Linked DNA regions of Homo sapiens: region 2 is linked to region 1. A link is a loop called in an ENCODE intact Hi-C map of the cell type or tissue named here. Cell type or tissue: sigmoid colon. All regions are shown on one strand. Links, peaks and the distances in the headings refer to the core of each region. The heading gives the core; the rest is flanking DNA.

Region 1 (5,370 bases), core at 300-5,299:
ATGGCTAAAACCCATCTCTACTAAAAATACAAAATTAGCCGGGGGTGGTGGCACACGCCTGTAATCCTAGCTACTCGGAAGGCTCAGGCAGGAGAACAGCTTGAATGCAGGAGGCAGAGCTTGCAGTGAGCTGAGATCTCGCCACTGCACTCCAGCCTGGGCAACAAGCAAGACCTCTGTCTCAAAAAAAAAAAAAAAAAAAAAAAGACTGTATTCTAGCAAGGGCAACATAGCAAAACCCCATCTCTACAAAAAATATAAAAACTAGCTGGGTGTGGTTGTGCGCACCTGTAGTTCCAGCTACTTGGAAGGCTGAGGTGGGAGGATTGCTTGAGCCCAGGAGGTCAAGACTACAGTGAGCCATGATCATGACAAGCACTCCAGCCTGAGTGGTAGAGTGAGACCTTGTCAAAACACACACACACACACACACACACACACACACAACAACAACTCACTATGATAATTGTGCTTTTCTGGCTTTTTTTTTTTTTTTTTTTTTTAGACAGAGACGGAGTCTCGCTCTGTTGCCCAGGCTGGAGTGCAGTGGCGCCATCTCGGCTCACTGCAAGCTCCGCCTCCCAGGTTCAAGCCATTCTCCTGCCTCAGCCTCCTGAGTAGCTGGGACTACAGGTGCCCACCACCACACCTGGCTAATTTTTTGTATTTTTAGTAGAGACGGGGTTTCACCGTGTTAGCCAGGATGGTCTCGATCTCCTGACCTCGTGATCCACCCGCCTCCGCCTCCCAAAGTGCCGGGATTACTAGGCGTGAGCCACCGTGCCCAGCCAGTGGCTTTTTTGTGTGTGTGTATTTTTTTTTAGATGGAGTCTCACTCTTGTCCCCGAGGCTGCAGTGCAATGGCACGATCTCTGCTCACTACAACCTCCACTACCTGGGTTCAAGCTATTCTCCTGCCTCAACCTCCAGAGTAGCTGGGATTACAGGCACCCGCCACCACGCCCAGTAAATTTTTGTATTCTTAGTAGAGACAGGGTTTCACCACGTTGGCCAGGCTGGTGTCGAACTCCTGACCTCAGGTGATCCACCCGCCTTGGCCTCCTAAAGTGCTGGGATTACAGGCGTGATCCACTGCGCCGAGCCCATGTTCCCTTTTTATAAGGACACCCATGATATTAGACTACAGCCCACCCTAATGATCTCATTTTAACTTCATTGCCTTTGTGAAGACCCTATCTCCAAATAGGGTCATGTTCTTAGATACTCAGGGGTTAGAATTCTGACTTACCTTTCCGGGGAGTGGGACACAAGAGAGGGATTAGCCATTGTTTGATGAATTGCAACTAATTAACCAATCCCCTATTGTCGGTCTTCTAATGCTTCCCTGTTAACTAAGCTGCCACGAAATCCTGGTTGCTACAATTTATCATAATGTTGCCCATTTACGTGTCTGTTTCTGCTTAGAGCAAAACCCACTGAATCTAATGAGATGTCCTCATTCTCCAGTTCCACTTTCTCTTCTCCAATTATCTTTTTGTTTTGTTTTGAGAGAGTCTCGCTGTGTCCCCCAGGCTGGAGTGCAATGGGGTGATCGTGGCTCACTGTAACCTCCGCCTCCTGTGTTTAATCAATTCTGGTGCCTCAGCTTCCCGAGTAGCTGGGATTCCAGGCGTGCCACCATGCCCGGCTAATTTTTGTATTTTTAGTAGAGATGGGTTTTCGCCACGTTGGCCAGGTGGATCTCGAATTCATGACCTCAGGTGATCCACTGGCCACGGCCTCCCAAAGTGCTGGGATTACAGGCATGAGCCACTGCACCCAGCCTCCAATTCTACTTTGAGCTAAGGTGACTATACACCTGGCTTTGGCTAGGACGGTCCCGGTTTATGCCCCCACCCCCTCAGTGCCCCCTTTCTTGCTCAAAAGTGTGTTGATTGACCAGGCGCAGCGGCTCACGCCTGTAACCCCAGCACTTTGGGAGGCCGAGGTGGGCGGATCACCTGAGGTCTGGAGCTGGAGACCTGCCTGGCCAACATGGCGAAACCCCATCTCTATAAAAATATAAAAATTAGCCTGGCGTGGTGTGTGCCTGTAATCCCGGCTACTTAGGAGGCTGAGGCTGGAGAATCTCTTGAACCCGGGAGGCAGAAGTTGCAGTGAGCCGAGATCGCGCCATTGCACTCCAGCCTGGGTGGCAGGGCGAGACTCCATCTCAAAAAAAAAAAAGGGTCCTGATTTTGACTATAAATTATAGGGTCGCTCTGTCTTGAGCTTCAACACAGACTCCCGCATCCACCACTCCCCAGAAACTCTTCTCACTGATGACCCTCCTGCATCCGGTTCCAAGGTCAGTCTCTCCGTCCCAGTCCTCTCCATGGCATCTGACCCGCCGGATCCCTCCTGCTCCGGGGAGCTCTGTCCTCAGACCATGCACTTCCCTCCAACCTGTCTGGGACATCCTTCAGTCTTCCCTTCTCTCCATTGCTGGCCAAGGGCTGAGTCCTCCAGCCTCCTCCCTCCTCCACCCACACCCCTCCCCAGCGGGCTCCAAACCCCGTCTACAGCCAGCATCGCCTACAGTCTCATCTCCAGCCTGAGTCTCCCTTGAAGTCCAGACTCTGTTCAGCAGCCCCTGATGTCTCCACATGGGGGGCTCATGGGGTCTCACATTCAACGCAGTCACATTGGGCCCCACTGGACCCCCAAACCATTCCTCCCATGTCCACCACCTAGGCTGAGGGCAGGTCCGTCCTTCCAGGGACTCAACCAGAACCTGGGAGTCACCCTGGGCCTCTACTCTCCCACCCATATCCAATCACTCAGTAAATTTGATTAACACTGCTTTCAAAATGCACCTAGATAGGCCGGGCGCGGTGGCTCACGCCTGTAATCCCAGCACTGTGGGAGGCCCAGGCGGGCAGATCACCTGAGGTCAGGAGTTCGAGACCAGCCTGACCTACATGGAGAAACCCTGTCTCTACTAAAAATACATAGCTGGCCGTGGTGGCATGTGCCTGTAATCCCAGCTACTCGGGAGGCCGACACAGGAGAACTGATTGAACCGAGGAGGCAGAGGTTGCGGTGAGCCAAGATCACGCCATTGCACTCCAGACTGGGCAACAAGAGTGAAACTCCTTCTCAAAAAAACAAAAATGCACCTAGAATCTAATCACTGCTTTCCCACTCAGTGCCTGTTCCCTGGTCCAGCCTCCAGCACAGCTCACCTGAGCCAACACACAGTCACCCCTACCTGGACCCCAGTTCCTGCCCTCACCCCCCACAGGCTGTCTCCCCACCAGCAGCCACCAGAGGGTGCTTTTGAGCACCTGAGTCACTTCCTATCCCTCCTCTGCTCACAACCCTCCATGGCTCCCACCTCTCTCAGGGTCAAAGCCCAAGGCCTCCCCATGTCTCACCAGGTCTGGCATGACCTGCCCCATCCCCTCCCTGCCCTCTCCTCTTCCCTTTCTCCCCATTGCTCACTCTGCTCCTCCTCACTGTTCCTCCAACACACCAGGTGAAGTCCTGCCGCAGGGCCTTTGCACAGGCTGTGCCCTCTGGTGGACCCAGGTATTTCCAAGGCTCACTCCCTCTCTTCCTTCAAACCTTGGTTCCAAGGTTACCTCCTCAGAGGGCCTTTCCTGCCTGAGCCTGGCTAAGTGGTAGCCAGTCCTACCTGGCCTTGGAACTCACAAACTTGGTACCTATCATTTATACATGTCCTTCCAGGGCGGCGCAGTGGCTCACGCCTGCAGTCCCAGTACTTTGGGAGGCTGAGGGTGGCAGATAGCTTGAGGCCTGGAGTTCAAGACCAGCCTAACCAACACACTGAAACCCTGCCTCTACAAAAAAAAAAAAAAATACAAAAATTGGCCAGGCATGGTGGTGCATGCCTGTAATCCCAGCTACTTGGGAGGCTGAGGCAGGAGAATCTCTTGAACCTGGGAGGGGGAGGTTTCAGTGAGCTGAGATCATGCCACTGCACTCCGGCCTGGGTGACAGAGCAAGACTCTCTCTCAAAAAAATAAAAATAAAGATGTCCTCCCAATGGCTTTTTAGTCTCTGAAATAATCACATTTGTAGATCTGTTTGCTAATTTTGCCTCCATTTCCCTAGCCAGGCTATGAGCTTCACTAGCAGTATTTTTTGTTATTTATTTTAGTCCATTTTGTTTCCTATTGTGTCACTAAGTCTCAGTAAACATTTGTTGAAATTATGAACAAATGCACAGCCGGCCAAAGGAGAGAAAAGGCCTGGGGTTTGGAGATGGTAGTGAAGTAATACAGGTGGACTTCCTGGTGGAGGGGGCGAACCTGGGAGAACATGTTACCTCCCCCAGAAGCCCCATCAAGGCCTGAGAACTCATTAATCTGCCAAAACCCAACCAACCAAACAAACAAACCAAACACTCCTTTAAAACTTTTTCTTGGGGCCGGGCGCGGTGGCTCATGCCTGTAATCCCAGCACTTTGGGAAGCCAAGGTGGGCGGATCACTTGAGGTGAGGAATTTGAAACCCACCTGGCCAACGTGGTAAAACCCCCTCCTCTACCAAAAATACGCCAATTAGTCAGTCGTGGTGGCGCGCGCCGGTAATCCCAGCTACTTGGGAAGCTGAGGCAGGAGAATCGCTTGAACCAGGGAGGCGGAGGTTGCAGTGAGCCGAGATCGCGCCATTGCACGCCAGCCTGGGCCACAGCGTGAGACTCTGCCTCAAAATAAAATAAATCAGCCGGGCGCGGTGGCTCAGGCCTGTAATCCCAGCACTTTGGGTGGCCGAGGCAGGCGGATCACGAGGTCAGGAGATCGAGACTATCCTGACTAACACGGTGAAACCCCGTCTCTACTAAAAATACAAAAAATTAGCCGGCTGTGGTGGCCGCGCCTGTAGTCCCAGCTACTCGGGAGGCTGAGGCAGGAGAATGGCGCGAACCCAGGAGGCAGAGCTTGCAGTGAGCCGAGATCCCGCCACTGCACTCCAGCCTGGGCGACAGAGCGAGACTCCGTCTCAAAAAATAAAAATAAATAAAAATAAAATAAAATGGTTTCTTGGGTCCTTGAAGCTCTCTCAGGGCAGCCAACATGCTGTGCGACTCCTGGCAAGTTACACCATTCAGTGCCTATTTGCCTGCCTGAAGTCAGGTAGATGTTTCAGAGGTGGCTACTTCACAGAGGCGGCTTGTTTAAAAGGAACAATAGTTCCCTCTTTCCACTAGGTGTCAGCAGAAGCACAGCTGGCCTCACTCGGCATCTCTCCACCCCTACCCCCGTAACCACCCCCGTCCCATCCTCTCCATCTCCACTCCGGGCCCCAGACCTCAGCATCTCAAATTCAGACACTTCCCTCCCTCAGTAGACACCCTTGTATTTGCAGACAAATTCCTGTCCCCAGGCAGGCCTTCGCAGCAGGC
Region 2 (5,370 bases), core at 83-5,082, 140 kb after region 1:
GTGCGGGTGTGGTGGCGGGCGCCTGTAGTCCCAGCTACTTGGGAGACTGAGGCAGGGGAATTGCTTCAACCTGGGAGGCGGAGGTTGCAGTAAGCCAAGACTGCGCCACTACACTCCAGCCTGGGTGACAGAGGAAGACTCCATCTCAAAGAAAAAAGAAAAAGCCAGGCATGGTAGCTCACGCCTGTAATCCCAGCACTTTGGGAGGCTGAGGCGGGCAGATCACCTAAGGTCGGGAGTTTGAGACCAGCCTGACCAACATGGTGAAACCCCATCTCTACTAAAAATACAAAAATTAGCCGTGTATTTTGGCTGACACCTGTAGTCCCAGCTACACAGGAGGCTGAGGCAGGAGAATTGCTTGAACCTGGGAGGTGGAGGTTGCAGTGAGTCGAGATCGCACCACTGCACTCCAGCCCGGGTGACAGAGGGAGACTCCGTTTCAAAAAAAAAAAAACATGGGGCTAAAGGTCATGCCTGTCTTATGGGCTGCTTTCCTGGGGAATTCTGGTGTGAGCCTAAGAACCTGTGGCCTTGAGTCTGAGCATCTTTTCCCAGAGGAATGAGGCCCCACCTCCTGGTGGCCTTGCTTCGATGTCCCCTAAGCAGAACCCAGCAAAATGATGATGTTTTGCAAGCACTAGATCTGGAGTCCAGATTGGGTTCTTTCCATTTTTTTTTTTTTGTTTTTTTTTTTGAGACGGAGTCTCGCCCTGTCGCCCACGCTGGAGTGCAGTGGCGCGATCTCAGCTCACTGCAAGCTCTGCCTCCCCGGTTCACGCCATTCTCCTGCCTCAGCCTCCCGAGTAGCTGGGACCACAGGCGCCCGCCACCACGCCTGGCTAATTGTTTGTATTTTTAGTAGAGATGGGATTTCACCATGTTAGCCAGGATCGTCTCGATCTCCTGACCTCATGATCCGCCCGCCTCGGCCTCCGAAAATGCTGGGATTACAGGCGTGAGCCACCATGCCCGGCCTTTTTTTTTTTTTGAGACAGAGTCTTGCTCTGTCGCCCAGGCTGGAATGCAGTGGCGTGATCTCAGTTCAGTGTAACCTCCATCTCCCAGGTTCAAGCGATTCTCCTGCCTCAGCCTCCAGAGTATCTGGGAATACAGGTGCCCGCCACCACGTCCGGCTAATTTTTATATTTTTAGTAGAGGTGGGGTTTCACCATGTTGGCCAGGCTGTTCTCCAACTCCTGACCTCAAATGATCCGCCCACCTCAGCCTCCCAAAGTGCTGGGATTATAGGCGTGAGTCATCCTGCCCAGCCCAGAATGGGTTCTAATCCCAGCTTGGCAACTCACTAGGAATAGGAGTTTGGGAAGGCAGCATCCCCTAGGAGTCTTGCTTGCCACATCTGTGAAATGTGTATAAGTGTTTCACAAGAGCCTGGAGTCCCTGTGGACTGGAGGAGACGCTGCTCCGGGGAAGCTCAGATCCGTGCCCGGCACATAGTAAGTGCTCCATAAACTATCTCACCGCACTCTGGCTTCCACGGACAAAGGGGTAAAGCCAGCCAGGAACCAGCTTCCTGCTAGGTACAAAAGTCCCCCAACTGGGAAGTCAGGTGAGAAGACATACCTACCTCCCAGTGATCATTGCCTAAATCTGTGCTTCTCCTCACCTCCTTTGGAGCCTGAGCTCACCTGGGCAGGGGGCCAGGTAGGCAGGCATCAAACTCCTGGCCTCGACCGATTCTCAAGTCCCACTTAGGACTCAGGCAGCTTCCTCCCGTCCCCTCTGTCCACCATGACTTCCTGGAACTGGTTTAAGCAAGGGTGGCCATGGCAGATGTCAACACCCTATGAAACCCCTGGGGGTCAGTGACCTGCCTTGCCGCTGGCTCCAGAAGGGGAGCTCCAGGCCAGACCCAGCCATCCAGCAACTTCAGAGCATGCTAAGACTGGACTTCCAAAATTCCAAGGGCCCCAGGTCCCACTGCCAGGCCTAGCCGGGACAAGAACCCCAAAGCAGTTAACGGATAGGCCTTCCTACTTTTAAGCCACCTCGTCGCCACGCCCACCCGAGGGAAGTGGGCAGGCTTTGCCCAAGACCTCCCCAGAATCAGTTGGGGGCGCCAGGAGCTGGGGCAACCCCCACCCCCACCCGTGGCAAAACCATCTGTAGGGGAGGGGGCTTTGCGGTGGCGGGGGGTGTCTCTGAAAACCCCAGAAGGGAGGGCGGAGATTCTGCCCGCAGGAGGAAACTTGCCTGCAAATGGCGTTTCCAAAAGCAAACTGTTCAAAATTTAGAGAAAACCTGGTGGGCGGGGGGCGGTATTTAGCCCACCCCCTTCAATATCACCCCTTCTACGGGGCTCTTTCGCCCCTCAAAAGTCCCAGGAAGTGAGAAGAGGGTTTCAAAGTCTGAGCTTCGTTGCAGAAGTTGGATTTTTCTGGGGGGAGGGGTGACCAGCCTGGGCTGAAGACCCCTCCCCAGGCCGCAGAGTCCAGCAAATCCCACCCCGAGAAAGGCCCTCCCCGACCCCTCCGGCCCCTGGGGTGCCCCAGGACTCCATGGACACCGCCCCCCAGCTCAACTGAGACGCCCCCGCCACTCACCGCGGTCAACCGGACGTCCCAGGAACAGCTGCCGCGACTTCAAAACCAGCTTGGAAACCGTCCGGGCCGAGGCGGGGGTGGCTTTTACTGCGTGGTAGGTTGGGGGCGCACTGGAGTGACGGGCGAGGGGACCAATCAGGTTGAGGGATTGCCCGCGCCAGGCCCGCCCCTCTCCTCCCTGCCCCGCCTCCACTAGGCCCCGCCCCTCGCCAAGTCATGAAGTCCGGGAAGGACTCCACGCCCTGCCCCTGAAGGGGAGGGAGCACTCTTGGACCACGCCTGTCCCAGCCACGGGACCCCCGCTCCGCAGCTGGGGACCCTGTGAAGTTGGCCCTGGGAGGTGAGTGCGATCGGGGGCGCCGCACAGGTGCTGGGATTCCCCAGGTCGCCCATTTCCCCTATGGCCAAACTGAGGCTGCGAGAACCCTGGGAGAGTTGCAGGGTGACCCTCGCCAGCGCGTCAGGGGCCACGCCCTCCACCATGGGCTCCGACTCAGCTATATGTACACACACACACACACACACACACACACACTTTTTTTTTTTTTTTGAGACACAGTCTCGCTCTGTCGCTAAGGCTGGAGTGCAGTGACGCGACCTTGGCTCACTGCAGCCTCCACCTCCTGGATTCAAGCGATTCTCCTGCCTCAGCCTCCTGAGTAGCTGGGATTACAGACACGTGCCACCACGCCCGGCTAATTTTTTGTATTTTTAGCAGAGACGGGGTTTCACCATGTTGGTCTTGAACTCCTGACCTCAAGTGATCTGCCCGCTTGGGCCTCCCAAATTGCTGGGATCACAGGTATGAGCCACCGCACCCGGCCCAACCCAGCTATATGAGTGACTTGAACCACCACGGGAACTTGTCCAGCCTCCGGCCTGATCTGCCCAACATCAGACCACTTCATCCTCCCAGCACTGTATTGTCTTTTTAATCATCCCTATTTTGCAGAGAAGGAAACTGAGGCCTGGAGAGGGTCAGCCAGGGGCAATGGAGGGGTCAGGCTCCAGGCTCTGTGACTGCTGGATCAACCTTTTCCTGAAGCTGCCCCCACTTGGATTTTACCCCGCCCCTCTCCACCTCCCAAATTATTTATCCTCTTGGTCTATAAACCAAGGTCTCAATCTCAGATGGTCCAGGGAGGAGGTGAATATTTCTGCTGAGGAGGTGGCAGTGATGCCCTGCTTAGAGGGGCAGGGGAGAGCAGTGCCCTATGGGAGACCCACCTGGAGAGTCACAGATCCACAGGAAGTTCAAGCTGTAGACATGTCCTGCCTGTTAGGGAACAATTGGACCAAATGAAACCCAACTGGGGCTTTGTCCAGCCCAGGGGCCACCAGTTTGCCACCTCTGCCAAATTATTTGAATAGAATGAAGCTTCTGGTAGCTTTAGAAAGAACATGGGAAAAATTGGGTGTCTGTGACTGCATTTTTTTGGGGGGGTGAGTGGGGACAGGGTCTATGCTAGCACTGTCCAATAGAACTTTCTGCAATTCTAGAATTGTGTGCCATCCAACATTGTAGCCAAAAGCACCACGTGGCTAATGCACAGTGAGAAGCTGAATGTTTAAATTTTTTTTTTTTTTTTGAGGCAGAGTCTCGCTCTGTCTCCCAGGCTGGAGTGCAATGGCGCGATCTCGACTCACTACAACCTCCACCTCCCGGGTTCAAGCGGTTCTCCTGCCTCAGCCTCCCAAGTAGCTGGGATTACAGGCGCGCGCCACCACACCCAGCTAATTTTTGTATTTTTAGTAGAGACGAGGACTAACCATATTGGCCAGGCTGGTCTCGAACTCCTGGCCTCAAGTGATCCACCTGCCTCGGCCTCCTAAAGTGCTGGGATTACAGGTGTGAGCTACCGCGCTTGGCCTGAATGTTTAAATTTAAGTAACTTCAGGCAGCTAGTGAGATTCTCAAGTGAATCTGAGACCCCATTCCATGACATTTGTAACAGGCTTTTTCCTTCTCATTCACTCATTCAACCATATTTATTGAGTCCTTGCGCTGGGGACAGCGGTGAGCTAAACAGATAAGAATTCCAGCCCTGGTGACACACACTACCCAGTGGGAGAGACGAACAAGGAACAACATAAGTGAGAGAACTTTACAATGTGTCACGTGGTAGGACAGCAAAGGACGAGATGAATGTGGGGGATGCGGGGATTTTGTTCTTGTTTTTTGTCAAAGAGTCTCACTCTGTCACCCAGGCTGGAGTGCAGTGGCACGATCTCGGCTCACTGCAACCTCCGCCTCCCAGGTTCAAGAAATTCTTGTTCCTCGACCTCCCAAGTGGCTGGGATTACAGGCCTGTGCCACCATGCCTGGCCAATTTTTGTATTTTTTTTTTTTTTAGTAGAGACGGGGCTTCACCATGTTGGCCAGGCTGGTCTCGAACTCCTGACCTCATGTGATCCACCAGCCCTGGCCTCTCAAGGTGCTGGGTTATAGGCATGAGCCACCACACCCGGTGGGGCCGCAGTTTTTAGTAGGGAGGTCAGAGGAGGCCTTTCTGAGTGACATCCAAGAAGAGAAGAGAGAGAGGCCAGGAGGGAACCATGTCCAGTTAGGGGGAACAGCATTCCAGGCAGCAGGCACAGTCCGTGCAAAGGCCCTGAGGCAGGACCACACCCTGCCTGTTAGAACAGTGAGGAGGCCCCAGTGGCTGGAGTACAGTGAGTGAGAGAGAGGGAGGAGGGGAGGGCTGGGATGGCTCAGAGAGGGGAAGTGACTCATCCAAGATTCAAGGTCAGTGGGAGATTTGCCTGTTAACCCTTAACTTCTTAGTGGCCTTGAGTAACAAAATAG

What was found. Peaks named below come from ENCODE experiments on the same cell type or tissue, not always from the same donor. Only the 100,000 strongest peaks of a DNase experiment are listed, where the experiment ranks them.
Region 2: a loop joins it to region 1, with 2.2 times the contacts of the local background. A loop is called at or near these places in 9 of 110 quality-filtered maps.

The regions. Positions count from the first base shown.
Region 1 is chr19:4,727,622-4,732,991 of GRCh38, forward strand. No RefSeq gene overlaps it. Among named protein-coding and RNA genes, the nearest start is that of TRV-CAC3-1, 5.6 kb to the left of the region's middle. In sigmoid colon, for the core only: CTCF peaks have their summits at 3,246 (motif pointing right) and 5,174 (motif pointing right); a DNase peak (open chromatin) is centred at 5,210.
Region 2 is chr19:4,865,045-4,870,414 of GRCh38, forward strand. It overlaps PLIN3 (perilipin 3), which reads right to left and starts at 2,623. Exons shown (of 8, transcript NM_005817.5): 1 at 2,565-2,623. RefSeq lists enhancers at 1,591-1,940, 1,883-2,383, silencers at 2,601-2,780, 5,204-5,368, 5,245-5,324 and a cis regulatory region at 5,037-5,370. In sigmoid colon, for the core only: no CTCF peak of the experiment used is centred there; DNase peaks (open chromatin) are centred at 1,267, 2,017, 2,697 and 3,387; H3K4me3 peaks cover 1,854 bases; H3K27ac peaks cover 3,219 bases.